5 separate regions of the Mus musculus genome follow, and regions 1, 2, 3 and 4 are each linked to region 5. The links are chromatin loops, found by intact Hi-C in ENCODE. Cell type or tissue: heart. All regions are shown on one strand. Links, peaks and the distances in the headings refer to the core of each region. The heading gives the core; the rest is flanking DNA. Region 1 overlaps Zmat3 (zinc finger matrin type 3). Region 2 overlaps Pik3ca (phosphatidylinositol-4,5-bisphosphate 3-kinase catalytic subunit alpha). Region 3 holds the start of Mynn (myoneurin). Region 4 holds the start of Actl6a (actin-like 6A). Region 5 holds the start of Pik3ca (phosphatidylinositol-4,5-bisphosphate 3-kinase catalytic subunit alpha).

Region 1 (6,554 bases), core at 654-5,653, 65 kb after region 5:
ACCTTGAACTCCCCCGATCCTCCTGCCTCCACCTCCTGGTGCTGGGATTACAGGCATGTACCACCATGCCAAGCTATATAAATTGTAGTTCTAATTGAGTCCAAAGCAATTGCTAAAATCTCACTGCACTGTTGAGCACCAACTCATGCAGGGTCTGTCTGATTGTTTTTGTCTTTAAATGGCTTTTATGACCACTCTGGCTACGTAAGTGGTCACGTGACCCCCCCTCCCCCCACCCCTTCGTGAAAATGGTGTTCTCCATCACTGACCCCTCTCATGCACTCTCTACCTGATGCTTTTTTTGTTGGTTTTAAGAAATGACTCCATAAGTCAGGGTGAGCGATACTGTCTTAGGCAGGGCAAAGCCCTCTCGGGAGCAAACCCTCCTGGACGTGGCTGGTCGTTGTTCTGCCTTCTTTCAGTATCTGATCACCCACCAAAGGTTCTGTAAGCCAGTGTGTCACTTTGTAAGTCTCACGTTGACTCTGCTCACCTGTGGCCCCCCACCCCCCACCCCCAGTCAACTGTAGTGACCTGGCATGGGTTTTGTGTGTTGCCTTCGAAATGCCTTATTGGGTATGCCAGGCTACTCTGTCAAGCATCCCAGCTGTCTGCTGAGACATACATGTCCTCTCTGGGGTATGTGCTCTTGATCCAGAAGCAAAGCTGATCTTGCTTTCAGTGTCAAGGGTGCGTTTTAATTCAGTTATTGTCTTAAGTTAGAAGTGAAGCAGGAAGCCGAGAGAATGTGAACCTTTCACGTGATCAGTGTGGCAAACCGAAAATGTGCTTTTGCTGTTTCACTAGAAAGAACGCAGCTAAGAAATGCCAGTCCAAACCGGAAAGTGGGGCTGTGTCATATCACGCTCCCCACTTGTCACTTGGCCGTTGAGTGTCTGAGCAGGCCACCGGGCAGTGGGCCAGTCTATGTTCTGGGGCTACAGAGCTGACTGACGTCACAGGATTCAAACCAATCAACTGTGAATTGTGAAATTGAAATTGCTCTTTTGGTTTTTATTTCCTTCAGCCTAATAAATACAGAAGTCTGAATGTTATTTAAGCTTAGACCACTTACGTTGGCTCATCTTGGCTGTGTATTCTCATGTATGTACTGATTTCTGATAAAGGCTTGATGACATTGTAACGGGCTTTTTGTGTTCAGTTCAATAAAACAGTTTCTGAGTCTTGTCTCAAAAGCGTTCGGTTCTGAGTCGGGAGGAAGTTAGCATCAGTGATTAGCACCCAGCTGTCATCCCCATACTTCAGGTGGGATGTGCGCTCCCAGTTCACAGCGGTATGTGGTCTACTGTGTGCTTTCCAAGGCTTAGAATACTGAATTTGAGGACTTGCTGTGGAGTTGGCCTAGCTACCCATCCACCTCCGACTCTTCCTTCCCAGCTAACCTGGGACCGGGGTGTATTCTGTTTTGTGATACCTTCTGATATTTATGTTCTCTTCAAATTCTGAGAGAATGAACCCAGAAGAATGACAACTCCTGCTCCTGGAAAGAAACACATCAGAGAGCAGACGCTCACTCATCTCTTGGGCATTCCACCTATGAAATGGGGTTATGGACATAGTCACTGGAATGCAGTCCTCACAGAGTCTTTGGAGTGCTGTGGAGTGCATGCATCATGCTTTGAATTTAAATGTCTGTTTGAAAAGTAGGTTGTAAGTTTTAAGATGGGATGAGGAGGGCCATCAGAGGTGCCTAAGTCCCAGGAGCCTTGCAGGTTTCCTTGCTCTAGGTTTTCCCAGATGGGGACCTTGGCCCTCAGTCCAAGGTCATGCCCCAGCCTATGCCTCACAGCTGCCTGTAAGACCACACCGGACATTCCCAGGCCACTGGTGACCTGATAGGAGAGTGTGAAGGCCGCACCCAGTGTTTGTGAAGAGCTTTAAGACTTGTCTTTTGAGCTCAGGGCACAAAAATTTATCCTATTTGTGGGATACTCAAACTATTGAGAACTTAGAAATGAAGACAGTTTATTGCAGTGCAATGAGAGTGTTAATAGGACCGAGACAAAAAATCTTAATATAAATGTGTCTAACACACGTGTAACCCCCTAACATACATGAGATGTGTACTTGGCCCTGGAATGTACCTGGCCCTGGAATCTACCTCTGCGACCAGAGGTAGACCTGCCTTTGGAAGAGAGAGAAGCTGGTAAGTTAGGCTTGCCATTTGGGTTTTTAGGTATGTAATTAGAACTTCAAATGTATTTTGGACGGCAGCCTTCCCTCCAGACAAGAACAAGATGGCTTTCATATTAGCTTCATTATCTAATCCTTGTTTGCCAGAGGCTCCTTTGCTCTGATTTTCATAACAGTTCACTGGGTTATAGACTTGGCCCATAGGTATTTAGCGCCACCGTGTGGACTCTTCAAAGCTTGCATCTAGCCATTGTGAGGAGCTTAAAGTCAGGATTTAGGTTTAAGAAAATGTGGAGGATATGCGTTTTACTGGTAAGTGCAGCAAAACATAGGTTCATTTGAAAATTCAGACATAGTGTCTTCAATAACTATTGGTGAATGTTTCCCTTGATAAAGCTGCTAGAGTAATTATTGTGGCGAATGCCTATTTTATTTTAAACAAATACAGTTCTTTCAGAATGCCTGTTTTATTTAAAAACCAAACCAGACAACCCCCTCACTCCACATTTTGCTGCATGTGGACAAGAAGAACAGACCTGAGAATGAAGTGATCGTAAGTGCAAGTCTCTACACCGGGAGCAAGGAATTAGATCCTCAAAAAAAAAAAAAAAAAAAAAAAAGACTGGGGAAGTGAGAAAAACAATGAAATAAAGGCACAGCGTGTGAGAGTGAGTCACTGGGACAGCATAAAAACCAAGTTTGAAGCTCTAAGCTTTTCCTGAATGTGATGTGTTTGGGGCAGGGGCAGAATAGTTTCTGTACAGTGAGTTGCAGCTCAGGAGACAGGACATTTGGAAAAGGCTGGTGCTAATGCCCAGTGCTCACTGTCTCGAGGCCGGCCTGGTCGAGAGTTCCTTCCATCCCTTCCTTTGTACTGTAGGTCATTTAGAGGAGTATCTTAAAAATGACTTTCTCTTTTATCTTTTTGACAAGCTAGATCCTGAACTCACTCTGTTTTCCCATCCCTTAAGCTGTTTTCCCATCCCTTGAGCTGTCAGTTACTCTAGTTCTTTAGTTTCTGGAGCTGGTCTGTTTGCCCTTTTTGGTGACACCAGTGTGTCATGACAAACAGCCAGCAGTGTGGCTTGACCTTTGAGTGTGTATTCTCTTACATGATAACCCATTTTTTTAGTTTGGGGAATTATTCTGACTTTTAAAGTTAAGGACTTAAGTGAGTAACTCGTGCATAAAAGAATGGGTTGCTGTAATCATTTTTAAGGTGGCATCAGATCCGCTTACTTTGTTGTGTAGCCATGACCACCATCCCGCCCCTCAGTGGTTCTCATCTGCCCAGTCTGAAACGTCATCAAGCACGACCTTCCGTTTTCCCCTCCCCAGGGCCTGGTGGCCACCATTCTGCCCTCTGAGCTTATGAAGCTGACTACCTGAGGAGTCTTACAGCAGGGGAAGTCTGTCGCTCCCTGCCTTATTCGTCTTACTTCTCTAAGCATAAGGTTCTCTCAGCACTGGACTACATGCCAAAATTGCCTTCATAGTACTCCGTTGCATGTAGAGGTACATAGAGCTTACCCATCATCCATCAGTGGGCATTTTGGTTCCTTCTGTTTACCCTTGGCTATTATAAATGACAGTTCTAAGCATATGAGTGTATGAAGGTATATATAAGTCTGTGGGACTGTGATAGGCAGCCTATTTTGGTTGAATAGGGCTTGCTCAGGTGACCCAATAGAGAAATCTACTAGGGATGGAAAGTGGAGCCACATTCCCAGAATCAGGTGCCTGTCCATAATTCTGTGACTACCAGTCAGGTAATGTCCCAAGCTTCTGACATTCTGGCTAGACTCCACCCCCACAGTTACCTGACTATAGCCAGGTATGCTCCCCTCCCCCCCCTACAGTTACCTGGCAACTACAAGATAGCCCAGCCCACTATAAGAGGGGCTGCTTGGCCCCTCCTCGCTCTCTTAAGCTCTCACCTTTCTTATTCTCTAGCCCTCCTTCTCTTTATCCTTTACCCCCTCTCTCCACGTGGCCATGGCCAGCCTCTCTCTTTCTACCTTCTCTCCTTTCTCCCTGTCTTTCTACAATAAAGCTCTAAAACCATCGACCATCTTTGATCATCAAGGCCTGCCATGCTTGAATGATGGGATGGGCTTTCTCCTAATGAGCCGAGTCTAACCTGCCAGAAGGCCATCCTGTGCTCCAGCCATGGACCTGACCAAGGACTCTCACCGATGGGAACCATCCAGCGCCACCTGCCCTCTCCTCCCTTCATCCCCAGGGCCCCTATTCTGTTCTCAGCTCCTCTGCCGTATCCAGTGTGGGATGCCAGAGACCAAGAACCTGGGAGTTGGGCTGCCCCTTGTCCACCACCTGACATGTGGGGTCAGTGGCTTAACACAGCATGGAAAGTGTGCGCAGTCCTCCTGTGTCCACCTGCCCAGAGCATCGGAACTCTAGCAGGACGTGGGTTCTCTCCCCCTCCCCCTCCCCCCCACACCCACGGCCCCACATAAATGAAGAATTAAAATGCATTCAATGCATGCAGATTGTATAGGATAATCAAGTAGACCTGTCTTCCCATAGCACAGAGAGCTCAGCCCTCTCTTAAGACTGCTTTATTTTGTTCTATTTTCAAAGAAAACAGATTTAGAAGAGTGTAAACATAAATTTTTGCAACCTACTCTTAATAAGAGTTCAACCTCTCCTCTAGCCTACCACCCAGCAGAGGTAGTGGAAGGGAAACGTTATTAGGAGATGGGAAATTGGATCTGGTCAGCAATAGTTCTTTTGAGGCGAGCTCAGTCTTTTTGGTCAGCAGTTCAGTCTTGTAGCAAACACCAAATACAACTCAGCAGCTGCAGACCAGTCCTCTCGGGCAGGCAGATACCACACATGAACCATCTGCTGCAGTCCAGTCCTTTCTGCAGGTGACACCAGGCACAAACCCAGCAACTGTAGTTCAATCCTGAAGAAACTGCAAGGCTTGCCACCTGGCCTGAGGCAAGACTGCTGCAAGTGACAAGCTGCTAGAGGAATCTTACAAACAGTCCTTGGGTGAGTTTCTCTCAATGGCACGAGTTGAGCCATGAGTTGAGCCACAAGTTGAGTTCAACAACATTTTGTAAGGTAATCCAATACATGTGTGTTGTTAGTGAAGAATAGAGAGGTGGAGGAAACCAAAGCAAAGCTTAGTGCTCATCTCCCACTGGCTGTGGGGTCATATTCATACTCCTTCATCACAGGTCCTTTCCCGTGTTTGCTGGATCAAAGCATCCTTTCACCTGTGTCTGCGTGAGGAAAACATTTTTTCACATGTCTGCTCCAGGAAAACATCCATTTACCCGTGACTACTTTAGAAAAACATTCTTTCACGTGTCTGCTTTAGCAAGACAGCCTTCTACCTGTGTGCCCCAGCAAAACATCAGTTGACATAACTAATTCCACAGAAACTAGAAGTTTCCATTTCAGAAGAGGCTCATCCTTTCCTTCACAGTTCGACTTATATTCTTGAGTTCGGTGTTTCTTTCAGTACCTATAGACTAATGATATGTAGTCTGTTGAGTGTTGTTATTTGCCTTATTTCCATGTGATTTATTGAACACACTATAATTTTTCCTCTGCCAGTAGGCACACAGGGGCCATTCAGTATTTCCTCATAGCAAATACTTCAACACATCTATGATAAATTATTTTTCTCTTTTTAAATGATCTTCTTTAAGACAGGAGGATCTTATGTAGCCCGGGCTGTCCTCAAACTTCCTATATAACAGTGGAAAACCCTGAACTCATGATCTTCCTGCCTTTACTTCTAAGTGTGGGGATCATAGGGGTGTGCTACCATGCCTGGTGTTGGGGGTCAGACGAGGGCTCAGCATGTTAGGCCAGTCCTCCATCAACTGAGACACAGATAAGAATCTCTTTTATTCTTTCTTTAAAGACTTGCTGTGTGTGTGTGTATGTGTGTGTGTGTGTGTGTGTGTGTGTGTGTGTGTGTGTTTGTTTGTTAGTAATGTTTGTGGGTACCCTAGGAGGCCAGAAGAGGGCATCAGGTTTCCTGGAGAAGTTAGGCTGTCTGGAAGAGCAGCAAGTGTTCTTAACTGTTGATCTATCTCTCTAGCTGCCTCTTTCCTACAGGCTTGTATGAGGAATCTAGAAACTTACTCCAGTGCTTTGGAACTTACATACTGGCCCCAGGTCTCACTGTAGACTTGTGGAATTAGAACCTGTCTTTATTGAAGACCCCAGGTGACTTGTGGTCATATTAAAGTTAGAGCAGTTGTTCCCACACTTAGTAGCAATTGGAATTACCTGGAGACTTGAAGCAAAGCAGAGAAGTTTTCCTCAGGAACTTCTTACTCCACCATGTCCCTGGGTGTCTAGGGACTGTTGTAAGCACCTTAGGTAATTCTAATACAGCCCAAGATTTAGGGTGACTG
Region 2 (5,000 bases), core at 1-5,000, 56 kb before region 5:
CGCTTTAATTTTTTAATCCAGTTCTAAAATATTTGCACAATCATCTTGGTAACAAGATATTTCAAAAAGTTCCAAGTCTATTTAAAATATTTACCTTTATGAAGAATGAAGTCTAAATTTGGTTATAAGGCAATCCTGGGGCCAACAGCACTCACTGTTTTCTCATTTGTTCTTCTCACAAGCCACTGGTGAGCCCCTCTTCCTGTAGCCCGTTCTCCACATAAATGCCCTAGTTTCTCAGAAGATTGCACTCTGTCTCATGGTTCTTTCACTTTTGGAATTAGCTGCTGAAAAGTCTTTGTCCAAACTTTAAGCTATAGAGGGCAGGCTCTGCCATAGTCCTAGGATCCAGCACACAGATATTTTGGATGCTATACAAACCACCCTTGCATACAGGAAGTAAGCCAAGGCAGGCAAGGATTCCAAGGCTCCCGATTCGGAAGGAGATCACATTTTAGCTCACTTGGGGAAGGCTGATACCAGGCTGACAGTCAACTGGAGGTTGAGATCAGGTTTTGACTGTCACCTATTTAAAGACTTCTCTGAGATGATACTCTTTGAAACAGAATCTCACGTAGCCTAGGCTGTCCTTCAATATGCTATGTAGCTTCCTGCCTTCATTTCCCAAGTGCTGTGACTACAGTTGCATGTCTCTGTGTCCAGCTCAAACAACTCTGATGGAGAGATTGCTTCAGTGTAGTGTCAAGACCACCTTTACTCATGTAGTTCTGACCATTCCCCTCCTGTAATGTCAGCTTTCCTCAGCCCCAGTGTAGCTAAGGAGAATGGACCAGCTTTGGTCTTTCTTTGGAGTCTCATATTCTGGGTGAATTCTTAAGCACACACACACACACAGACACACACACACACAGACACAGACACACACACACACACACAGAGACACACACACACACAGACACACACATACACACATACACACACACATACACACAGACACACACAGACACACACAGACACACACACACACACACACACACACACACACACACACACACACACACACACTTTTTTTTTCTCCTGCTAGTCTGGCTTCTGTCAATTTAATTCACAGTCTGACCCAGGAATGAATAAGGGCAGAGACTTGCTATTTTTGCTTTCCTAACTTATGAACACTCCCAGGGGGATGGAAAGGAGTACTCGACTCAGAATTCTAGGAGTCAGCCTTCAGTTATCTCACCCGGTTGCTAAGACTCAGAACAAGTGACTTCCTTATAGCAGGAGGGTCTGCCTTCAGGGCAGATAGGGGAGCTGAGGAGTGTCTGCATATGCCTACTCTCTGCAGACCTTTAGTATCTCCAGATATTAAAGCATAATACCCCAGTTCCCCAGACGTCTCCACAGACACACTGTAAAGCATTCTAGATGTCGTGCGTGCTGCACTCCCTAACGGTTAAACGGTTGCCATGGTTCACAAACATCTTGTGTACAAAGACAGCAGCGTGCACCCAGCATGAGCTCACTGTGCTCTCCTCACCGTCGCCATTTTTAAAGATGATCTCATTGTTCTGAAACAGTAGCTCTGACATGATGTCTGGGTTCTCCCAATTCAACCACAGTGGCCTTTTTGCAGAGGACATAATTCGACACTCTTCAAGCCTGTAAAAGAGTTTAAGACTTTACCAGGCACTTTAACTTTTTACACTCTTGGTCTTTGGGCTTACTTAAAATTCATACACAATATAACCTTTTCAAGTTTTATAAGACTTAAAAAATTTTAAAAACCAATAAACATTAATCTTAAAAATGTTTATATAAATTTCCAGCCAATCTAAGAATACATAATTCGTTTTATATAGACCATTTCCAACTTCTTGTCCCTGATATCAGAATTTATAACCATAGAAAGATTTAAACTATTATCAAAGTAGCAGAAACTAAATAAATGTAGCTGTAGTTTAAGGCTATTTTACTATTGCTGTCTTATAAGAATTGGAGGGTTGGATTTTTGTTAAGACTTATATGGAAAAATACTTACTGAAACATATCAACAAGGGGCCTTAACCTTACCTGAGGTTTCCTAGTTGGTGAGCAGGATTCAGAGGGGACAGAAAACCCTGCAAAGCATCCATGAAGTCTGGCTGTCTCATCTGTTCAACCAAAAACTTCATCTGTACCTGATAACAAAGCACAGCCCGAATGAGAAGTGCAGTTCATAAGGGGAAAGTAGCTGCTGCTTCCTTTGACACTGGGACTGCAGCAGTGCTCTGTGCTTCTCTGCCCTAGGCCAGGCCAACTCTGCTGCCTGGGAAGTCCATGACTGCAGCAGTATTATTGGGGAGAGTCAGGGTGGGATCACGGTTCCAGAAGGCAAGCTCTGTTGGATGACGTGACTCTAAGCCAAGTTTCTCAAGTACTTCTTGCTGACCAGCCATGGTTTTCATAAATGAATGTGCATTAAAACCTTGCCCTGCCACTTGTATACTGGTTGCTTTCACAGCTAAGTTTTATGTGGTCTGAAAGAGTCAAGCCCTGGCCCCTGGCACTGCACTGAGAAGGTCTGCTGGTCCTTATCTGAGCACAAGGAAAAGACCGGTCTACTTTAGATTTCAGCTTAGTATTCTCTCTTCTAGGCTCTGTTAGAGAACTTCAAACATTCACAGTTAGGTAAAAAAGAGTGAGGATGGAAAAATCTAGAAAAGCATTTGCTGTAGAGAACCTCACACTCCATGCACTTTATACTGTATAGATCTATCCATCTATTCAGAACTATCAAGCAGTATCGGACATACTTAAAGGAAATGTTCATTTATTGAAAATAAAAAATGTGATGGAACAAAAGAGGTTCCGGTAGTAACGCGCAGTTCTCCCCCTAAAATCTGGAGTGAGGTTCCCCACTTCTCTCTATTAAGTGAACAGCTAGAAATTCTCACTAGCAGACTTTTGAGTAAAGGTAAAAAGACTGAGATCTCTGTTTGCCTCCAATGTTAGCACAGGGCCATCCATACTCTAGTATAGACACAAAGCTATCTACAGGAACCAAGTGTGACTTCAGGTCCTCACCATAATCTCATTCAGGCTGCCAGTGAGTTGAGTCATGAACCCCTCTTTTTTAATGAAGCCACTGTAGAAGAGTCATTATCTAATACGCAAACTTGAGCACAGAATACATGCTTAAGAAATTATCTTTTCAAAGCTCCTGAGATAGAAGTATTTTTTTTCTTTAAGTTTCAAAGCAGTGCCCTGTTGCCCAGGTTCATCACATCAGGAAAAGCACAATTCCTTCTGATCTGTCTTTTTACACTCGTTTCTTTACTCACGCACATGTACCACAGAAGACACTACACCACAGCCTGGTTGGTGTGCTGCTGGGGCTGACCTTGTGCTTGCCATTCATGTACCAGCAACAGCTATGCTCTGGCCACTTTTACATATTTTCTAATAATCTCTATTTGAGTTTATATGCTGCACTTTCAAAGAGTCAACTCAGTCACATATTTTAAGGCCTCTAAATTAATACAGTAACTTTCTTTTAGCTTGAATGCACCAACTTTAAAATAGTTGTTTTTCTTTTCAGTATTATTAACATAGATGTTGGGAAAAAACTGATTCTGTAATACTAATTTATGTTCTTTGGGTATTGGGAATGAGTTGGTGAATGGATTCTGCTATTTCACCGAGGGGAGGCTACGCTTGCTTTTCAGTTGGCAGTAGTGAGAGAAGAGGGTGGGAGGTCCCGAGGACCTGAGTGTGACAGGTGCACCGAGGCCAGTTAAATTCACTGCTCCTTATTTTTGGAATCATGACCAACATTATTAATTACATCACTTACAGCCATGTAAAAGAGCACACAGTGGGCATGCTCAAAGGAGGTGACAAGTGCTTTGCCTGTCACGTGATTAGCTTCTTTCTCACAAGCACTATGTTTAAAGTATTGTTTTTATTTTACAGTTGAAGAAAATGAGTCCTAGGAGCCCACATAATATATCTACAACACAACTGGCAGGCAGTAGAACTCAAATCCAAACTGTAAGAACTACACTCTACGTGTGCACTGTGCTCCAACTTCAAGGGAAGTCTCCAGAAGCAATGGGAGAGCCGCTCACACACCTTTTGTGTCTCATCCTTCTTCTCCTGCTTAAGGATGTCCGTTAGGTTGATGAGCTTCTCCATGGCCTCTACTTGTCTGTTCAGGTGCTTCAGATACATCCCACAGGCACGGCAGTAGGACTCCAATAGCAGGCCAAACCTCTGACTGACAGTCTTATTGTGCATCTCAGATCTAAAAGAATAGGCAAAATTTATCTGTGTATACGCAGTCTTTCTATTTTTGTTTTATGCATATGGGTATTTGCCTGCATTTCTGCCTGTGCACCATGTACATTCAGTACCTGTGGAGGCCAGAAAAGAATGCTAGACTGTTGTGAGCTGTCATGTGAGTACTGGGAATTCAGCTCAGGTCCTCTGGGAGAGCTCTAATCCCTGAGCTGTCTTCTCCAGCCCTACAAGTAGTTTTGTTTGTTTGTTTTTTAAGTGTCTAGATAAGACAAAACTGTAATCTTGATCAAGAGCATATACAGAATAGCAAATACATGGAGCCAGGCAGTGAGCTTGGTTTTTATTCTAATTCAGGTATTGATCTTAATCTAGTCTTAAATTAGCATATATGCTTTCTCAAAAGATAGAAAAACCCTTTTCCTAGTCCAATACATGTTTTAATCAATAACACAAACGTTTAAAACCGACCAATTTAGAAGAAAATAACCAAGTGTTTCAGGTAGGGAGGTGTAAATTTAATAACAAACTAGGTATTCTACTGATTTAGGCTTTATTTTAGCTACTTTTAATTCATTAATCTCAATGTAAAATACAAAAGGAGCAAGTAGAAAAGGAGAATAATAAAGTAAACTGAAGCAGGTAAAAAGCTAATTGAGTTTTCCAAGTCTCCTGCAAGCATGTTTACATTTTCCCAACTGCCTCTACATTTATTTTAAACATAGCTTCTCTAAATACCTACTTTAACAGGAAAAAAGTACAAAAAA
Region 3 (6,554 bases), core at 584-5,583, 1.8 Mb after region 5:
TTAAAAAACTCTCTCAAAATCCACTGATCTGCAGTTAGTATTAAATACTCTATATTCTTCAGCCCATTCAATTCATCAATTATTTACCAAATTTTAATTATTGTGGAAGATTAACTTATCTCTGCTCATTATCCCAATACAACAATTCTAAAACATGAATACTTCCTTTTCAGAAAAAAAAAAAAAACAAGAGGTGTTTTGATCCTAGCATGTATAAGAAGTGTACATTCTTATTATGGGATAAGCTGCAAGCTACAAGGAAAGGATCTTAACTGTGTACAGGCATACATCTGTAGAGATGGCCTGGAAAAGGATGTGTATGAAAAATATTAATAGTCCTAGTCAGTAGGTGGCACAATCTCATGGGCGTTTTTCCCTTCCAAGTTTCCTCTAAGAAATGTAGAACTGAAGAGGGCAGAGAATAAAGACGATAAAATATAAAGTAAACAAGTGTTTGTTGCCCAGTGGGGGCTTCAAGTAACCTTTCACTCAGTTTTTACAATAATACCAATATAGTTACTACTATCTCACTTTTATGAGGCGATTAAGGCTCACGGAGGCCTTTAGGTGACATATGATCAGCCAATCAGAAAGACACAATTCCAATGTCTATTTTTTTTTTTCCTTCAGTAAGTCTGGTTAGCCCAGAACTCAAAGAGACGCACCTGCCTCTGCATCCCAAGTTCTGGGTTAAATGCGTGCGCCACCCCGACTGGCCTATAAGTCCGTTCTACCAGCCACTCCCCTACTTGTGCGCATGCTTCTATTAGAAATGAAGGAAAGAAGGCAAGCATAATCTGTCCAGATCCTTTTTGCTTCTGCCCTTTCTACTTTTCTCCCACAACTAGGAATGTATGACTATCAGCCTAGCTTTTATACAGAGGAAACAATATATCTCTATTATAAGACTCTGAAGAGCCTACTTACTATAAAGGGGCAGCAATAAGCATCTTTTGGCATAGTCTGTGTGTGTTCCTGTGCACACATGCATGCAGATGTGTGTGTATTTGTGTATGGAAGCCGCAGACGATTCTGCGTGTCTTCCTCTGTTGCCCTTCACACCCTATTATATGAGACAGGATCTTTCCCTGAGCTAGAAGCTCCCAGATTCTGCTAGGCTGGCTGGCTGGCTGGCTGGCAGGAGGGCGGGCGGGCGGGCTAATGAGCTCCACCCCAGCAGCACTGGTATCACAAAACTGCTTTTATTTGGTGGCTAAGGACCCGAAATCAGGTCCTCATCCTTGCACGGCAGGCACTTGACCAATGCACCTCTGGAGCCCAACGGTTAAGACCCTTAAGAGAAACACAGTGATGCCTCTGGCTTGATTCAAGCTTTGGATAGGTTGACAACGGGAACAGACTTAATGCTACTTGCATTTCCACGAAGTTACTTTCCAGAACCACAATCAGAAAGTCCTGCACGTTGCCATTTAAATATGAGCACTAGAAGGCCATGAGGCCATGAGGCCTGAGGTGGTTCTTCAACAACTCTACTCCAAATACCCTAGAAGCAGCAACGGACAGAGACTGTGTGAGAGAGGGCCTGAGGGACATGAAGACCAAAGGAAAACCTACTTTAAATTCAGAATTTGCAAAATTGAAATAGAGCCTTTTTTTTTTTTTTTTGGTGAATAAGTCTGTCAGATGGAATTCTTGACTTTAATGTGTATTGTTTGTTTGTTTTTGTTTTTTCAAGACAGGGTTTCTTTGTGTAGCCCTGGCTGTCCTGGAACTTCCTCTGTTGCCCAGGCTGGCCTTGAATTTATTAGGTCCTGCCTGCCTCTGCCGCCCACCACCAGCTTTAATGTGTTTTTTGTGCTTACCAAACATCTTTTCATCCTCAACAGTTCTACTGAAGCTATAGTGTGTGTGTGTGTGTGTGTGTTGTGTAACAACACTGAGAATGAGCATGGAGAGCAAACTGGAAAAACAGGAATCTAGCTCTAAAGACTAGATTTTATAACTGAATAAAAACATGTACTTTACCTGTCGAGATTTAAAGTTCCTGTATATATAAACTCCAACAGTTTCTGAAATCCGTCAGCCTTCACCTGACTCTGATCAAGAAAAACATTGTTCTCAGAAGTGCTTCTGTAGATCGCCCCAAAATACTCACTAAAGGAGGCAAGCACATTCCTATGCGCCTTAAACTGGAATTCTCCAATCACTACGGTACAGTCGCAAAGAAATCCCGCTTCCCGTTGCTTATTCAGTCTCTCTAAAAGGTGCTCACAGTGGTGTGAATACTGCATTTTGCTAGCAGAATGGGATTTCACCCTTGATCTAAAAAAGACAAGAAGAGACGGTGAACTGATAGCCGTAAGCTTTCATCAAACATTCACCCATGCAGCGGTAAGGGAGTGTGGGACAAAAGACTAAACCCAAAGAACACAGCTCTTCCTTTGCCTCCCAACCCCCAAAAGCCTCATCGAACACTCGTGGTGATTAAATGCTTTTCTTTGTTTTACTGCACTAGAACACTAATGCAATAAAAGGCAGTGAAAAAAACAAAAACAAAAACAACAACAACAAAAAAAAACATGTCACAGTTGTAAACAGGGCCGTAAAATCCTAAGCTTCTAGAGTTGACCCCTCAAACTTTTAAGCTCCAACAGGCATCTTTACCTGAAGGTGCTTAAACAAATAGACTAAGAAAAGCCTCCTTGAAACAGGATAAGAACACGATACGAGTTGTTCCCATTGCTCTCTGATCACTGAACCCTGTAAGCAGAGATGGTGAGGTTCCAAGCTCCAGGCAAGTGCAAGGGGGCGGGAACGCCCCGACCCGCTGTGTCAAAGGTTCCATCACTCTCCGGAGGAGGACACACCCCTTGCCTGCCCGCTGCTTGCTTGGCAGCGGCGGAGGGCGACAGTCCTAGCCAGTCCCCGGCCACCGCTGCCTTGCACTCCCAGCTTGCACTCCCGCGAGTTCCCACGGCACCGGCCATGACTACATATACCGCGGACGCTGCCTCTGCCTAGACACCCTCCTCCGCCCCGAATCGCGCTCGATCTCCGAGGCGCCGGACCACATAAGACCCCGGGATCCCAGAACGCAGGGACGACAGGCCAGACAGAGGGCGGCACTCACCCGTAGCCGCCCAAGGGAAACAGTTTCTTCACTCTCTCACCGCCATCTTGGGAGGACGTCACTGCGACGCTCCGCCTCTCCCTTCCTCCTCTGCGATAGCGTCACGTCCGGGTGTGTGGTCCATTGGGGACACCGGAGATAGGACGCTAAAAGTCTACTAGGGCCGGCGAGCTGGGTCTCAGAGCCCTGACTTCCCGGCATGCCCAGGTCTCCGGATCACACCTCCTTGCTCACTCGCATCCGGTGCGAGCTGCTCACCTTGTCAGCCCGCAGCTGTCGGCCCAGATTCTGGATGGAGACCGGGCTTGAGTGCAGAGCCGGCCTCTCCGGGAACCGCGCTGCGCGCTGCATGCTGGGAGTTGTAGTTCTTTTCCTCGCCTGTCATCCTGTCTTCATTAGCGCCCCTCCAGTGGAGATGACTGTGTTGTGCACCCTGGTTCTTGACCGGGGCGAGTGGGAGGGATATGCTTAAGTCGAGACCAATCACTCCTTCCTCTTTTGCATATCCGAAAGCTCTTGGGACCCCCAGAATTCTGTTTGAACCGGCTCACCAAAGCTCATCTACCAGAATGCCCTTACCTGGCAACAGAGATGAGATGTTCGAAAGCAAAGCAAAGCAGCAGGGCACACTGGGCATGCGCAACGTGGGAGGAAGGTGGGCTTTCTACCGGAAAAGGTTTTCCTACGTCTGAACCAGAATAATTTTAGCACAGTTATTTACCTCGAAATCAGAGTTAGTGCAGTAAAGGGAGAAGAGCAAAGTTAAGTTTTGATGTGTTCTTCCCTAGAACCTGCGGACGTCATAAATCTTAAAAAGCACAACTGAAACGTTTGTTGGTATAAGTTACGTTTATGCTTTTTAAGGAATTTACCTGTGACTTTATTTAAAAGACAGTCTCAAAAACTCTGAGAGTTTTTTCCATACCGGAATCTTTTTGCTTATATCTCTGTGAAGAATTTGTGAATAAAACCACGAGTCGTTTTTATAAGAAAAATGTTGAGGCTACTTTTTTATATGTCTGAGTATAAATTTCTTTTTAATTTCATCTTTTTGTCAAACCCTTTCGATAATGTGTTAATTCTGAAATATTTAGTGAAGTTGACATATAAATTAAGAACAAAATTTAGCCTGACAGGAGGGGGGGGAAATGGAATCTCGAGGGGAGAAAACTGAATACAGACATGCTTCAGAGGCTAGAGATTGGGAGAATGCCTTCTAGAATCAGTAGCTACCTACTTCATCAGCCCTTTTTGTTGCTGCTCTCGTCTGTGTGTTGGGGCGTTTGTTATCAACATTAAAACAGCTGATTCAAGGTCGTTTCTTTAATGGGCGGGTTACCGTTTTAAAAGATATGTTTCCGCCCGGTTTCGAACCGGGGACCTTTCGCGTGTTAGGCGAACGTGATAACCACTACACTACGGAAACTTGGTTGCACTGGTGTGTTGAAATGTTCTTCTTATGTGATGTCGTCATATACGTTTCACACCTGTTTAAGGTTTATGCATTTTTCAATGAGGAGAGAGAAAAAATATTAACAAAGCACAGTTAACTTAACAGGCTGAGACTATTTAAAAGTTTGAACTTGTTTGCAATTTCTTTTTCTCCCTTCCTTCCTTTCATTCATTCTGTCTTTTTCTTGTTTTGCTAAGCCCGGCGGGTACACCACTAGAGACCAGCAGGCACACTTAGTTCCTGGCCGAATTTCATTTTTTTTCTCATTTTAGACAGGTTATGCTTTCCTCCAGCTGGGAAGCAGCGGCGCGCTGTAGCCAGGGCCTGTGATTTGGCGCAGTACAGTGCTTTGGCGGGTTTTGGTGGAAGCACGTGTAAATTACCCTTTTCCCCATCCTGCTTCGAAACCAAAGCTTCTATTTGTGTGCTGTTTTAAAGCCCCTAAAGGATGCGCGAAACCAGACACCAAGACGTTCATTTTTTGCTGCGCAGTGTACTTTCTTTTTCTGAACTGAACTTCATAATGATCTAAGGCATTTATATTCTTACCAAATGGCAGACATGTTCTTATTCCTAAAACATCAACCTCAGGAAATGAAAATTAGCTTCGGAGGACCTAGAGATATAATCCAGAAGATGAAGAAAAGGATGAAATAAGGGGGGAAGGAGGGGGGGGAAGAGGGAGGGAGGGAGGGAGGGAGGGAGGGAGAGAGAGAGAGAGAGAGAGAGAGAGAGAGAGAGAGAGAGAAATGAACGGAGAAAAGAAAAGGGGAAGGAGGGGAGCCGAGCATCCCAGAACTCAGAGCCTGAAGAGGGGAATTCCGCTGAGTTCGAGGGCAGCCTGTGCTAAAATGCACCATCTTACAAAACCCAAAAGGTTTTGCCTTTTTGTGTATATCTTTAGAAAGGACAGGAAAGATGTAACGTTGTTTACTTTACTATACAGAACATAAACTCGTTTCACACCCCAGCACTCCCTGAAATTGATCCTTACAGAAGCCAGGCAGAGCCTTCCTGTAGCGATATTTCCAAGGCCGGTGTTAAGGGTCTTCCTCCAGCTTCCCACTCGCCCTGGAACACTACTGTTAACCACAGTGCAAGGACTTAAGAGAATTTTTTTTTAATAGACATTCAGCGTGTTTGAGAAAGGTTCTTGCAAATTGTTAGATTTCTATGTTTTGCAAGGGTAGCCCGGTTTTCTGGTATTAATGCTGAGAGCTTCCAGGAGCAGCGGTGATGCTCAACCCATGGAAAGCGGTCGCAGGAGGCACCTCACTCATGTCATGCGGGCCAGCAGATGGCCGGGTCCTCTGTGACGCGACATTACCAACACCTGTCACCGCACAGCCTGGGAAGAGCGGTCTGGAGGCGCAGATGCAGCAGCACCAGCGGCATGAGCGGCTACCAGCCACCAGTGGTGATCGACAACGGCTCGGGAATGATCAAGGCGGGCCTGGCTGGGACCCGGGAGCCCCAGTTTGTCTACCCGAATATTCTGGGCCGGTCCAAGGGCCATACGGCGGACAGCAGGCAGGAGCTGTGTGTGGGTGATCAAGCGCAGGAGCGCAGGAGCTTCCTATCCATCAGGTACTGCGGGACTCTGCAGTCTTGGGGGCTTTGTGGAAGTGGGTGGAGAGCCCATAGCTAAAGCCACCCCGAAAGGACCAGGGAAGGAACCCCAAGGCCACTCCTTACAAAAAACAAAAACAAAAACCCAAAACAAACAAACAAACAAAAACTTCTGTTCTCTATACACAAATATATTCAAGCATACAGTGGCCGTTCATGCTAGATGTGCCTGCGTAAGAATGTGGCTTGACGTGTGACTTTTGTCATGCGGTGTGGTCTCTTGAACTATTTACAATTATACCAGAATGTGGGAAGTTTCCAACTTTTTGAAGTCACATTCTCCAAAGAAGAGAAAAAAATAGCCAAGCAAAATGACTGCAGAGAAAAGTAGCTGTGCTGTTTACTGGAAGTTACTTTGTCAATTACAGAAAACAATAATGA
Region 4 (6,554 bases), core at 966-5,965, 310 kb before region 5:
GGGACAGCCAGAACTACACAGAGAAACTCTTGTCTCAACAAAGAAAAGGACATATTTTATGTATATAAAATGAAAATTTAAAACTTTGTAAAAATCCATTACATTCACACATGATTAGCTAGAATCTAGTGTTTACCATTGTTGTTTCAAGACAGGGTGTCTCTGTGATCTTACGTGTCACAGAACTCACAAAGATCCTGTCTCTGACTCTCAAGTGGATTAAAACTATGCACCACCATGTCTGGCATGAACCTAGTATTAAATGCACCTTCAAGATGTATTTAATTAAAATATGGCAAGTCATACTGTTTTATCAATGGAGGTTTAATCAGGAAAGCCATGGTACACTGACAGCAGGTAGTAGTTTCCTTACTAAAGGAACTAATTATAAACTTCTATAGTCCAGGTACAGAAGGATGAACAAAGGACTGCCCTCATAATCCTTAAACTGAGGAAACAAGAAGAAACTGTTCCCAGAACCTAGAAGGTTTCTGCTGAGAGCTGTGGTAACAGCTGAATGATGCAGAGCTAAGCTGCCTATTCAGGGAGGGAGGGCCAAGCTCAGATTGCAATCCCAGGAAGACTCTATAATGCAGCATCCAAATTGGGGCATTTTAACTTGGGTGGGGAACACCAGCTTTTAACGATTATACTAAAACAAAAAGCACAGGCAAAAAGTATAGTTACCCTACCATCACCAAATCAAAGTTCAAAGCTGAAACCAGAGGCTGAGAAAGCCCAGAGGCCATCTCTACAGGCACAAGATGTGTATAAATGACAGCAAGGGAATCTGGTGGCACAAAACAAATCAAACAAACAAACAAAGGAAAGAAAAATAAAAACCACCGAATACATCCTAGTACAATTTCATCAATTATGGGGAATTATGTTTTGTTTCATGAAATGAAGAAACACAGCAAAATATGAAAACTGCACAGCATGGAAATTAGAGTGTAATTTATACAGGCCAAGTAAAAAGCATTTAATGAACGTATCATTTAAGTTACACATTCCAGACTTTAGGAGACAGTTTAGTGGTAAGAAAAAAGCTGGCAATCTTTTTCAGTCTAATTTAGAGAAAAGCCTCCATGTATATTTTCCAAATACTTCACCCCAAACAGCAGGCCTCCTAGGATAATGCACTTGGGTTTCTCAGTACTGGTTTTTCAATGGGGTCCCCCTCAAAATTTAAAACACTAATCCTACTTACCTACATTACTCAAATGCTAAGGCCTTAAAAGTTCTTCTGTTTCTCTAGTTAAAGCCAATCTATGCCCAATCTACCCAGTTTGGTGCTAGTTACAAAGAGGCACCCAAAGAGAATCACAGAGCTATTTAGTTTAGACATACCCAGTTTGGAGAAATTCCTAGTTTAAAAGGAGATGCATATGCAACTGTTTGAATGAAAATGTCTCCTATAGACGCTGATATTTAAACATCTGGGCCCCAGTTGGTGGTGCTGTTTATGGAGGTTTAGAAGATGTGGGCCTTGATGTAGGAAGCTGTCACTGGGGGACAGGCTTTGAGTTTAAAGCCCCCACTATTTCCAGCTGCTTCATGCTTGAGGTTGGACACGTGAGCCCAGATTCCTGCCCCACCATCATGCCTGCTGTTAGCTGCCATACCTCTCTCAAACTGGACTCTTACCTCTCTGGAATCATAAGCTAAAGTAAACTCTTTCTTCTAGAAGCTGATTTTGTTTTTTTGTTTCTTGGTTTTTTTTTTTTTTTTAATCACAGCAACTGAAAAATGACTAATACACTATGTGAGATGGGTAATTTACTAACTTCTCTGCTACAGTTTAATCCGAAAAATGTATTTAATACTTACCTCATAGGATAGGATGACTAAATGCCTTGAATGTTTTAATGTATAAAGCACTTACAGTGCTGACAAACAATAAGCCGATAAATATTAGCTAACGGTAATTATTACTGTCACACTTCTTGCCAGGGAAAAGACTACCGTTCCTAGAGAAACTACTATAGTTTATTCTCAGAAAACCCTACACAGCAGTTAAAATGAGTGGGCACAGATCTACTGACTCAATGCAGATATAGATTTGTTAGTGTGAGGATACTATTTAACTCTTGATGGGTGCGTGTTACCTGTACACGGCAGAGAAAGGAATACCCCTGCCTCATCCCAGAAGCAATTTGCTCCCAATTTACAACGAGTCTTTAAACTTTGAGCTGGTTGTTTAACTCTTGCCAATATTTTTTTCTTCGTTAACGTGAGGGATGGCAGCACCATCTCCTGTCAACATCCCCCCTAGAGGAGAGTCTCTAACTAGGTAACTACTCTTAAACAAAACAGTACTTAGAAGCCTTGTTTTCGTTATCGCCGATCTAGAAAAGGCTCCCGCCCAGCCGGACAGGAGAACTGCAGCCTGTACCTCAGGGATCCGCTCATCTGGGGACCGAGCACGCCTGGAACGATGTCCAGGCTGTAGTGGCTGCTGAAGGACCCAGAGCAGCAGCCGCAACACCGGGCGCCACTCGCACCCAGTGCCAACCCCGGGGGCCCGGAACCTCCGCGAGCTGCCCGGGACCAACGCGCGGCGGAACCGGTACAGTGAGGGACCCGGCGTGCCAGGGACTGCCATCAGAGCCCAGCCGGTAAGACGCGCCAAGGCCCTTCCTTGAGGCCATCTCGGAGCAGCGACGGGACAAGCCGGAAACCTATTGCGCGCCGGCCCGGGTCCGAAGAGAAGGAGAGGCCGTGGCCCATACGGGGACCGGAAGCACCGTCCAAAGACCGGAAGGGCCCGCCGAGGACCGGAGGGAAACGGAAGCGACTAGGGACCAGGCCGGTCGTTCCGGTCCGCACGCCCCGAGGCGCCGCTGCGCTCACTCACCTCCGCCGTACACGCCGCCGCTCATGGCTACTGTCTGGCGGGGACTGGCCGAAGACTACCGGACGAAAGATAACAGCGGCGTGACTCCTCTCCCTGAGAACGCCGGCCCCGCAAGCCTGCAACTTCCAACGCCGCCCCCTCCGGCAACAAAGCAGCGGCCGCACGCCCGCTGCACAGCCACTCTTGCTGGTTTCTCGTATCAACCAATGACAAAGGGTCCGGCTTAGTCATTAGCCAATCAGAGTGTGGCGCTGCTGCATCCCCGCGCGGTTTAGCCGTCTTAGCCAATGGAAGGCATCCGTAGGGGCAGGGAGAGGGAGAAGCGACAGAAGAAGGGAAGGTGTTGGGGTACGGGCAGGAGGGGGCGGAGCTTCGCGGGCGGGTGAGGTGGGTGGAGCTTCGCGAGCGGCCGGTAGGGTGGACCGAGCTTCCAGGAGCAAGGCGGGGGGAGTGGGTGGAGCTGTGCTTCGCGCGCGAATAGAGTAGGAGGAGTCTTAGGTGGGCGGGCGAGTGGGAGGGGCTTGGTGCAGGAGTGGGCCGGGTTTCGAGAGTGAGTTAATTAGGTACTGGGAATTAAGAGGCTTGCCTCAGGCCATCAACCGCTCTGGTTCTAAAGGATGGCTGCTCCCCAGGAGCCAAAGGAACTTGAGTGCAAGGAATCTGGAACTTGAGTTAGTTACCTGGGAGAGATCCCTGGCCTTTGATTGTGATGAATTCGGAATTTTTTTTTTTTTAAGCAGAAATACTTCAACTAACATTTATACTTGAAAAAGAAATGTGCACTTCACTTTGAATTAATCAGCAAATCAGATATAATAATAGGATCCATCATTTTAAACAATGGCTATTTATATTAAAAGACAGTACATTTTTCCAGCTAGATTTAGATAGCATTTAAAAATCATGACTTCAGTTTCTTTCATTTCTGTGAAAATCATTCACCAAGCAAGTGGAGCACTATTCAAGGAAGCACCCATTTGTAAATACCTCCCCAATCCGTGTCTACTGTTCTTAGTCTACATCTCTATCAGTGTCGCCCAGAACACTGTCTTTTCTTACCCCAAATTACTGCAACAATTTGTCCCTCTGCTTCTCTAGGCCTTAGATAGCCTGATCTATATAACCAAAGGCCCAAACCAGTCCTGCCATTCCAAAGCTCAAGTGTAATGTAGCTCTGTACCTGGTAGCAGTGCTTAAATTGAAGTGTCTAGGGTCTAGCTACATAGTGGCTACTTGTAACCTTAGGTGGGTTGAATAAACTCTCATCCATTTCCCTGCCATTAAGGTGGCAGGAATTGACCTGTCTGTCATAGGTTCAGGAATAACGCTAGTAAGAAAATGCTCTCCCGTTCACTTGACACTGTGTGCTGTGAGCTGACAGTGATGGTTTGGATTTGGGTTTTTTGAGAGAAAGTCTCACTGTGTAGGCCAGGCTAGTCTCCAAGTTGTAATCCTCCTGCCTCTGCCTCCTTGTACTGGAATTATAGGCACATGCCACCGTGTGTGTATTACTACATTTTAAATGATTCAAAAACAGTTTTAAGAATACTATGATACTCCCATGTCAGAAACCTTGTGCTGTGTTTTACTGGAGCATAGCCAAGCTTATTCACAGCTGTGCCTGAGGTGATGTGTCTGGTTAAGATGTAGAGCACATTACTGCCAAGTGACCTGTGGGAGGGGTTGCTTACTTCTCAATGTATGCAACACCTAACACAGCCTGCCTCAGTGCTGTGTACTGTGGTCCCCATGATCAGTGCTCACTGCCGATCAGCACCCCAAAACAATTCTATTTCCAGTCATGTTTTCATGTTTGACTAAATAAAACTGATAGGTTATTATGGACTGTGGTTCCAAGCCAGGCATTGTGGCACACAGTTTTAATCCCAGAATTCAAGAGGCAGAGGCAGGTGGATTTCTGTGAGTTTGAAATTAGCCTGGTCTACATAGTGAGTTCCAGGCCAGTAAGGGATGCATACTGGCTACATAGCAAGACCCTGCCTCAAATAGATATATACATGATAAATGTATAAGTACTATGGTTCCAATAATGAAAAATTGGAGAGATATTATTTTACTTTATAATATATAGTAGTACAGTTAAACCACTATCATTTAAATATCTAGCAATTCATTTACAAGTTTGATGGATTTACAGATTGATATCCTTTACCAATACCATCTGCAAGATCTCTCATGAATTTAAGAGAATAAACCTTAGAATTAAAAATACCTCTTTGGGGGCTGGAGAGATGGCTCAGCAGCTAAGAACACTGACTGCTCTACCACAGGTCATGAGTTTAATTCCCGGCAACCATATGGTGGCTCACAACCATCTGTAATGGGATCCGATGCCATCTTCTGGTGTGTCTGAAGATAGGTACAGTGTGCTCATATACATAAAATGACTAAATAAATCTTTTAAAAAAGAAATTATTTATTAAAAAAATACCTCTTTGGGCCGAAGAAGAATCAAGTATTTGTTCCATACTCTCCAGGGTTCAACAGAAACCAGAGCTGTTCAGCAGGGTTGATTACAACATCTTGAGCTCACTGCACCTAACCCAGAGGATACAGAAATCTAAAAGCAAAGAAGACAGCTTGTAACAATGTTGAAAAGCTGTGCTCAGATGTTTTTAATAAAGTAAGAAAGATTAGAAAGCAGATCATTCATAATTTCAGTTGAGCTCAGTCTCTTGATATGTTACTGGAGTAGAGACTTCATTTAATGAACCAATTAGGTAAACTTTATAGAAAATTAACTTTTTCACAGTGTGCCTGATATGACTAATCACATGTTAAACACATGAAAACACACATCTAAACTGTAGCCTCCCATAAGCCCGAAGCAGGCTGAGCCAGAACTTGACCTTGCTGCCACTAAGGAGATTATCTAGGGTGGAGCCTTCCTCCCTAGATCACTCTATTGTTGAGCCACTGTCGCTGTTCCTCTTCAAGATACTGCTACCTGCTGAGAGCTATTCTGGAGACTATGCCCTATCCTGCACATCATCACCTGCAGCTGGTTCTGGGCTCCAAGGATGAATTGGCGGGAATGGACTTCCCCCCTCTTTTATAAAGCGTGTCCGCCATTAAAAATTTGAACCTTGAGCAGACTAAAGTTGACTTGGTTCCATTATTTCTCAACCTGCCTAGGCTCTCTCTTTTCTTTCAGTTCCAAGATGCCTTCCAGGCTCGAACCCGGACATGTGAGCGGCTGGCCGGCCTCAACAACTTGGCGAACCAACTCAGGACCTGAGAATGGCAGAGTACATTTGGAAGAAGCACTGCTGGTTTGGCGCTCTGTGGAAGAAGAAAAAAAAAATTGTACCGGAGAAGATTGGTACAGGCTAAGCTGGAACAGCGCTAAAACCCGCGCGCTGGATTCACTTAGGTTCAGCAGTGAGTTGTCAGGAACTAGGAACTCAACAGGCAGGCAGTCGGCTGCAGCTTCCAGAAGCTGCTTTTTTGGCGAGAGAAATAAAAGGGTTTAATAAAAAGAATTTTATGGGCTGGTGAGATGGCTCAGTGGGTAAGAGTACCCGACTGCTCTTCCAAAGGTCCAGTGTTCAAGTCCCAGCAACCACATGGTGGCTCACAACCATCCGTAACAAGATCTGGCGCCCTCCTCTGGTGTGTCTGAAGACAGCTATAAATAAATAAATAAATCTTAAAAAAAAAAAAAAAAGGATTTTAT
Region 5 (6,554 bases), core at 797-5,796:
GCAGTAACACCCCCATTACACAGCTCAGGACTTCTGTCCAAACTAGTTCTGCCAGGAAGCACTGGCTCATTTCAAGGCTATCTTTGCTGCCCTGAATTTTAAGGCTAAATCACTGAGTACTACAAAGACATCCAACACTTTCTGAGACAGAGGACGGCAAAGGCTGAAGAGTTGAAGACTCCCTGAGACACAGCATTTGGGGGGAAGGAAGATCTGAATGCTTTCCAGTCTCCAGGTTTCCAGTTCAGGGGACCTAGTAATGGTCCATCTGCTGGCAGTATGCATGCGTGTGCTTGTAATGGAGAGCTACTTGATGTAATTTATAACCTCTCAAATGTCTCCAAATGAAAGCCATGTGAGCAGCAGCTTCAAGGATATGTACTTTTCGTGAAAAAAAAAATGCATTTGGCAGCAAGAAAAACTTATGAATTATACACATTATAAAGAAACATCACCAAGGTGCTGTTCATCCAATTGCCTACAGTGTGCTTTAGCATAACTGTGTATCCGACAGAGCCAGTCCCCATCCTCCTGGAATTCACATCCTGGTGGAGGACACAGACAAACAGATGACAATGCAGTGAGGAAATTTGGTTACAGTGGGGGACAAGATGCCATGGGAACAGGAAGCAGCAACACCTAACCCAAGCTGCACTTCTCAAAGGAGGCAGTCAGCGAGCCAGGGAAGCAAGACTGAGAGGACCAGTGTTGCAGGAAGTGCAAGAGGCATGTGCACAGGAGAGCAAGGGAAGGCCAGGGAGCTGCAGTATGGGAGGGAAGGGGAACCAGGACCAAGGCAAGTCAGACTGGCTCTTCAGAGACAGGGCTTCACAGTCCTGTCCATTAGATTTTCACAAACTTTAAAACAACAACAGAACCAGGTCTGGCTCCATGTCAGACAAAGTACATCAGCATCTATCACAATTTTAAAGCTGTTCCCTAGGATGACTGTGTAGCCAGGACTGAAAAGTACTGGTGAACTTGAAGAAGCCAGGCAAGGTGGCGGATGCTGGTGATCCTAGCTAAGTGAAGGCAAAAGTACCCCAGTTGCAGGCCATAAACCACACTGCAAGATGCCAGCTCAATAACAGCAGCACTAGCCACACGATCCTTCCCCAAACAAATAAACCAAAACCAAGCAAACAAAGACCTGGAACTACACACAATTACACGTGTACTACTGCAAATCTAAAAAATAAAAGGTGATCTGATTAAACCTCTCTGGGCCCGTTTCCCAGCTCTATTAACTGAGCAATGACCCCGGACAAGATTAAAGGCAGAGGTGAAAGGAGTCAGAAAATGCTGTTTTGTCAATGAGTCTCTCTTCCTACCTGCCTGGCCTCACATTAGAATACCACTTCCCAGGGAAACTGATGTTGTTCTGTCTACATAGGACATGTTTTTAAAAAAAAAAATACTTAAAAGAAACCAGACTTTCTTAAAGCCCTACTTGACTATACCTTACACAGCAAACTATGATATTCTAAGATTTTTGAGGTTGGATAATTTTAAAGATCCTAAGTATTTTTGTGGAGGGGAAATCTTTCATGATGCTTCATAAACACTTCCTTTAAAGATTCCCCCACTCTGGAATTCGAGATATAGAACAGTAAAATAGAAAGGACTGATCCTTTTAATGCCACTCGAGCTACTAAAGAGATCAAATAGGATTAAGTTCGCTCTCTTCAAATAAACAGACCAGCAGAGCAAAGGCTCTGCACATGACTGCAACTGTTTAAACTCTGTTCAGTAGAGAAGACTAAGACAGTGAGCTGGCTTTAAAAAGTTATCACCGCCTACTTTATATGAGTATTCTCTTTCTAAATTTAGACGGTTTTTGAAGGGAGTAGTGATTGGGGATAGAGGACCTATGGCTGGAGGGAAGCAAGGCGTCTAGGACCCGCAGGTGCTGTTACCAGTCTGCAACACACATCCAGCTCTCAAGGGAATCCTCTCTCACAAACTCACTGCTCTACTTAGCTCCCTGTACTCAATGACCTGTCTTTATCTACAGGCATCTTACTTGAAAGTTTAAAAACCTTAGATAAGCTCAATGTTTTTGTATCTGTGTATTCATCTTTCAACTCCTTCCACTTGAGCAGGCTTGCTTTCAAGCATTATACTCTGTCACCAATAAAATAGCAACATTTGTTCCTTATTTCCCTTCTGATGATTTTACTATTCTGATGTGGTAACATTTGCTTCAATCACTCGTTCTGCAATTTTTTTTAAATGTGTACTTGCCTATTTTGCTTATTTTGAAAAATGAACGATTTAAAAAAAAATATGGATGACTACATATTTCCTATTGTCTCCCTTTAAAAAGTCCCACAACACGAGGTGGAAAAAAACAAAAAAACAAAAAAAAAACCCAAAACCCTAAGTCAACAAAACCCAAACCCAAAAAACAAAACCAAACACCAAACCAACAGTACCCTTTCAGATAATTTTGACAGATACTGCAGAACAGTTAATCTGGTAATTAAAAATTTCCAGAACACGTGATGTTTATTTATACCGTGATCTACGCTGTCAACCAGAACCCGACGCTTTAGTTTGAAACAAAAATACCTTACAACTTGAATTCACAGACACGGTGGTAGATTCTTGGATTGCAGTTGCAGTGGGAGCCCACTAATCAAAACACCGTGTTTTGATTTGTCCAAATTAATTTAGCAACACAGTATCTTTTATTTTTATTTTTCTTGGCCCAGGACTTTTCTTACAACGCATCATTAAACACAAGAGATTCGACATCACACGATGTCAACAAATACCAAGAGAGGCTAGCTTCCAATATGGTCTAAAGTGATTCAAAAGTTGCAGTGGCAACGGCCAGACCGGAGCTACCTGGGCTCTATCTACCCAAGCCGGTTTCCCCAGGGTCCCGCGAGCCCACGCCCCGCGTGTGCACAAAGGCGCAGTGGAGGCACGAGCTTTGGGCTGCAGTCTACTCTGTCCCCCACAGACGCAGGCTGCACAAGCCCTCCGCTGGTCTTCCATCTACCCACGTAGAGCGGAGGCTGACACCGTCCGCGAGCGGCAGAAGAGGCCGCACGGTCCCTGGATCGCAGGGGAGGCACGGAGAAGACGAGCGCCCGCGAGCCGACACCCGGCTCCGGAAAGGAAGGCCCGGCGAGAGTGAGGGCGGCGGGGCTCGCCAACACCCGACCCCGGGGCGTGCGGCCCTGCGTGCCCTTCCCGGCCTCGCTGCGATCGCGCGATGGAGGAGGACCGGGCGGAGGCCGGGTACGAGGAGAGGGGCCGGGAGCCCGCCCGCCCGCCCGCCCGGAGCCCGCCCTCCCTGCCATCTACTCACGCTCCGGCTTCTCTAGGCTGCGCGGCTCCCGCCGCATCGGGTCCCGGCCCCGCGGGCGGCGGCGGCGGCGGCGCCGAGGGAGAGGACAGCGGGCGGCGCGGCGCCCGCCTCCCGGGCCCTCTCCCCCGCCGCTGCGGAGCGGCCCGGCCGGGCCCGAGCGCTGCCTCGCCGGCCGCCCCAGCCCCAGCCTCGGCCGCCGCGGCACCGGAACTGCCGCTCGCTCGAACGCTCTCTCCGCTCGGCGCCGGCCCCGCCGCACGCCCCCACCCCCGGCTCCGCTCGCCGGCGCCCGGGCTCTTTTTCCTTTTGTTTCCAGAATAAACTTTATTGGTCTCTCTTTCCGCTCACATCGTGTAAACAAACAACGAACTCTTCCCCACCCCCTCGGCTCCCCCCTCCTGGGGCAGAGGAGGGTGAGAGCTGAGGAGGGGCCGAACTTGCAACGCCCCGGAAACAGGGCTGCAAAGACCGGAAGTGAGGCGGAGAAGAGGCCGGGCAATGGGCAAGTTCGGGAACAGTGACTCACTGCGCCTGCGTCCTGCTCTTCCGCCCCGAGTGGCAGTGCGAGTCAGCGCTGCAGTCGTAGCTCAGGCGGTGGTGTCATCCTGGGACGGCGGACGTGTCAAACCTATTAGCTTCTTCCAGCGGCAGTCTGTCTTGGGAGAAGCAGACAGGAAAGTCGGGAGCGAGGGATGCCCAAAGAGGAAACGAAAGGAGGGCAAGATGAAGGGTGGCTCTCCCAAATTGGATGCGGATTTCAGGAAGAAGTCTTTTGCAAACACTGGTTTAAATTGTAACCCACTCCGATAGCCCTCTGCAGTCTTTAGAGGTCTTTGGCTATGTCCAGTCTGTTTTCCTTGTATCCCAGCTATAGAAGCTGTGTTACTTTTTCATTTTTGAGGCTTCAAAATAGTTATGCTGGCTTTAAGTACGATTCAACGTGGTGAGGTACTGCCTAAGGTTTTGGTTGCAAGGAATGAGATATGTTGACTTTTAAACGATGCAACCCCAGTAATCCCACCACTCAGGAGGCTGCCGGATCTCTGAATTCCTGAGTTCGAGGCCAGCCTGGTCGAGAGGCGGGGGCGGCAACAGACGGACAGACAGACAGTCGGTATCCTGCGTTTCTCTCCTTACGGGTCTTTTATCATATTGAAAAAGCCTAAGGTCCAGAATCGAAGTCAGAGCCAAGTCCGGCAGCCTAGTGCCCCCTGGAATTTTTAAAGTGTAGAGGACAGGAAATACACTCAAAACTGCCACGCGTCCTCAACCTCGTCTTAAGGATTCATTCCTCTGTGTTTTACTGGACTGTCTGTATTTCCTGTTTTCTTTCTTTTCCACCCTAAGGCCTCGTTTTAATCTCACATTCCAGGGAATCTGAGTTTTAAAATATTTAACTAGTCGTGTCCGGCAGTTTCAGAACACCCTTATCCCCGGTCGAGGAGTTAAATAACCTTGAATTTCATAGTTAATCTTAGGTCCTAAAAGCATCATTACTTAAATTGTGCTTCCTGTGTGATATTAATAGATAATACTTGGTCAGGGAATTTTATGCTGGGAATAGTTTGCTTTCTAATTTTTTTTTTTTTTTTTTTTTTTTTTTTTTGGTTTTTCGAGACAGGGTTTCTCTGTGTAGCCCTGGCTGTCCTGGAACTCACTTTGTAGACCAGGCTGGCCTCGAACTCAGAAATCCGTCTGCCTCTGCCTCCCGAGTGCTGGGGTTAAAACCACGCCCAGCTGGGTTTTTTGGGTTTGTTTGTTTGTTTGTTTGTTTTTTAAGCTAGGGGCCAAACTGGGGACTTTGTGTATGCTAGCAAGTCCCCTACTACAGAATTACAGCCTTGAATTCTTTCTGCAGTATTGCTAAATGTTTAAAGTATGTTACACATCTGTGGGATAGAATCATTAAAATACTGAAAGAAAAATGCTTTAGAGGAAAAGAAAAGTTACTTATTATTATATTATTAGACTGTGAAGCAAGCAAACCAAAATGCATCAGAATTAAATAATTTCACCATAATTCTTCCTTTATTAGAATTAACTTATTTACTTATGTATTGAGACAGGATCTAGACATGAGCCCATGGGTTGGCCTCTGTCTCAGCACAGTCTTCCTGCTTCATCAGACCAAGTACTGAGATTACAGGTGTGAAACATCACAACTGGTTAATACCATCCTAAGCATTTTGAGGCCGAGATGTCCACAATAAAGCTATTGTTTCATGCCAAATCACTAAAATTATGACCATAGTTATTTGTTTCTAGGTTGGGTTTTTTTTTGTTGTTGTTGTTTTTTGTTTGTTTTTTTTTTTTTTTTTTGACGCAATGTCTTAGTAGCTCCTGCTGGCCTTGAACATTCTGTACTTCTGTGGATGAATTTGAAATGGTGGTCCTTTGGCTTCTGCCTTCCAAGTATGGGGTTAGAGGCATGTACAATTATTCTCCTGCCTTCGGATTTACTACCATTGCTGGGGTGATGATTCACAATGATTATGAATTTCACTGGATCAAGAAACACCTATGGAAACTGCTGAGACTCACCTCTGGGTGTGTCTGGTGGCATTTCCCAAGACAGGTAGATCAGGAAGGCTCTGAAAAAAAAATCAATGGATTAATCCTTTGATGGATTCATAGTATAATGGCAGTGTTGGGAGGTGGTGGTAGGGAAGTGGTGGGATTCAGGGCCCAGGGGGAGGAAGTAGATCAGGGAGGTTAGGGGAAGGCTCTATCTTGCCCTGGTCTCTTCCTATATTTTCCTCTCTCTGCTTTGAGCTCCAAGAAGTGAGAAACAGTCTACTACACTCCAACTTCCATGATGTTCTGCCCAGGCTTGGGGAAAGCTACAATAAGCTGATTCCTTTGAAACTATAAGTTAAAATTTGGTGTTATGGGGAGGTACTGGACCTGCTAGGAGGTGAAGCCTAGAAAAAGGAAATTAAGTCACTGAGGGAATGTTCTTGAAGATGATATTGTGCCATGCCTCCTGAAGCTGGATCCTGGAAACCTGACTGGGAGCAACAGGAGATTAAGAAAGACAGATAGGTGTAACATAAAGCTGGAATGACTGCATGAGTGCTTGGATAGAGACACACCAGCAACCCATATGGTCAGCGAGGTTGTTATGTACAGCATAAATGAGGAGACAGATCTTTGTAGAGGAGCAATCTCCAGGTATGTAATGGTGCCGTCATGGGGAATGAAGAAACTGCAGTTGAGACTCTGTACTCTTTGCAAA

What was found. Peaks named below come from ENCODE experiments on the same cell type or tissue, not always from the same donor. Only the 100,000 strongest peaks of a DNase experiment are listed, where the experiment ranks them.
Region 1: it touches region 5 in a loop (3-fold over the local background); 3 of 42 quality-filtered maps call a loop at or near these places.
Region 2: it touches region 5 in a loop (2.7-fold over the local background); 8 of 42 quality-filtered maps call a loop at or near these places.
Region 3: a loop joins it to region 5, with 7 times the contacts of the local background. A loop is called at or near these places in 3 of 42 quality-filtered maps.
Region 4: a loop joins it to region 5, with 2.4 times the contacts of the local background. A loop is called at or near these places in 2 of 42 quality-filtered maps.

The regions. Positions count from the first base shown.
Region 1 is chr3:32,329,434-32,335,987 of GRCm38, reverse strand. Zmat3 (zinc finger matrin type 3) reads left to right here. Exons shown (of 6, transcript NM_009517.2): 6 at 1-1,196. Among named protein-coding and RNA genes, the nearest start is that of Gm42201, 6.4 kb to the right of the region's middle. In heart, for the core only: no CTCF peak of the experiment used is centred there; a DNase peak (open chromatin) is centred at 877; H3K27ac peaks cover 410 bases.
Region 2 is chr3:32,450,996-32,455,995 of GRCm38, reverse strand. It overlaps Pik3ca (phosphatidylinositol-4,5-bisphosphate 3-kinase catalytic subunit alpha), which reads right to left. Exons shown (of 21, transcript NM_008839.3): 14 at 4,069-4,240; 15 at 2,029-2,135; 16 at 1,496-1,617. Among named protein-coding and RNA genes, the nearest start is that of Kcnmb3, 38 kb to the left of the region's middle. In heart, for the core only: no CTCF peak of the experiment used is centred there; no DNase peak of the experiment used is centred there; H3K27ac peaks cover 295 bases.
Region 3 is chr3:30,599,233-30,605,786 of GRCm38, reverse strand. Mynn (myoneurin) reads right to left here and starts at 3,700. Exons shown (of 8, transcript NM_030557.3): 1 at 3,092-3,700; 2 at 1,987-2,283. The coding sequence starts at 2,252. It overlaps n-TVaac8 (a tRNA gene), which reads right to left and starts at 4,517; the gene lies at 4,445-4,517. Actrt3 (actin related protein T3) reads left to right here and starts at 5,917. Exons shown (of 2, transcript NM_029690.2): 1 at 5,917-6,131. The coding sequence starts at 5,938. In heart, for the core only: a CTCF peak has its summit at 3,513; DNase peaks (open chromatin) are centred at 3,456, 4,446 and 4,906; H3K4me3 peaks cover 3,596 bases; H3K27ac peaks cover 2,567 bases.
Region 4 is chr3:32,705,184-32,711,737 of GRCm38, reverse strand. Actl6a (actin-like 6A) reads right to left here and starts at 3,192. Exons shown (of 14, transcript NM_019673.2): 1 at 2,858-3,192. The coding sequence starts at 2,882. In heart, for the core only: CTCF peaks have their summits at 3,077 and 3,289; a DNase peak (open chromatin) is centred at 3,097; H3K4me3 peaks cover 1,969 bases; H3K27ac peaks cover 1,303 bases.
Region 5 is chr3:32,394,258-32,400,811 of GRCm38, reverse strand. Pik3ca (phosphatidylinositol-4,5-bisphosphate 3-kinase catalytic subunit alpha) reads right to left here and starts at 3,747. Exons shown (of 21, transcript NM_008839.3): 1 at 3,320-3,747. In heart, for the core only: CTCF peaks have their summits at 3,884 and 4,537; DNase peaks (open chromatin) are centred at 3,121, 3,811 and 4,401; H3K4me3 peaks cover 3,277 bases; H3K27ac peaks cover 2,417 bases.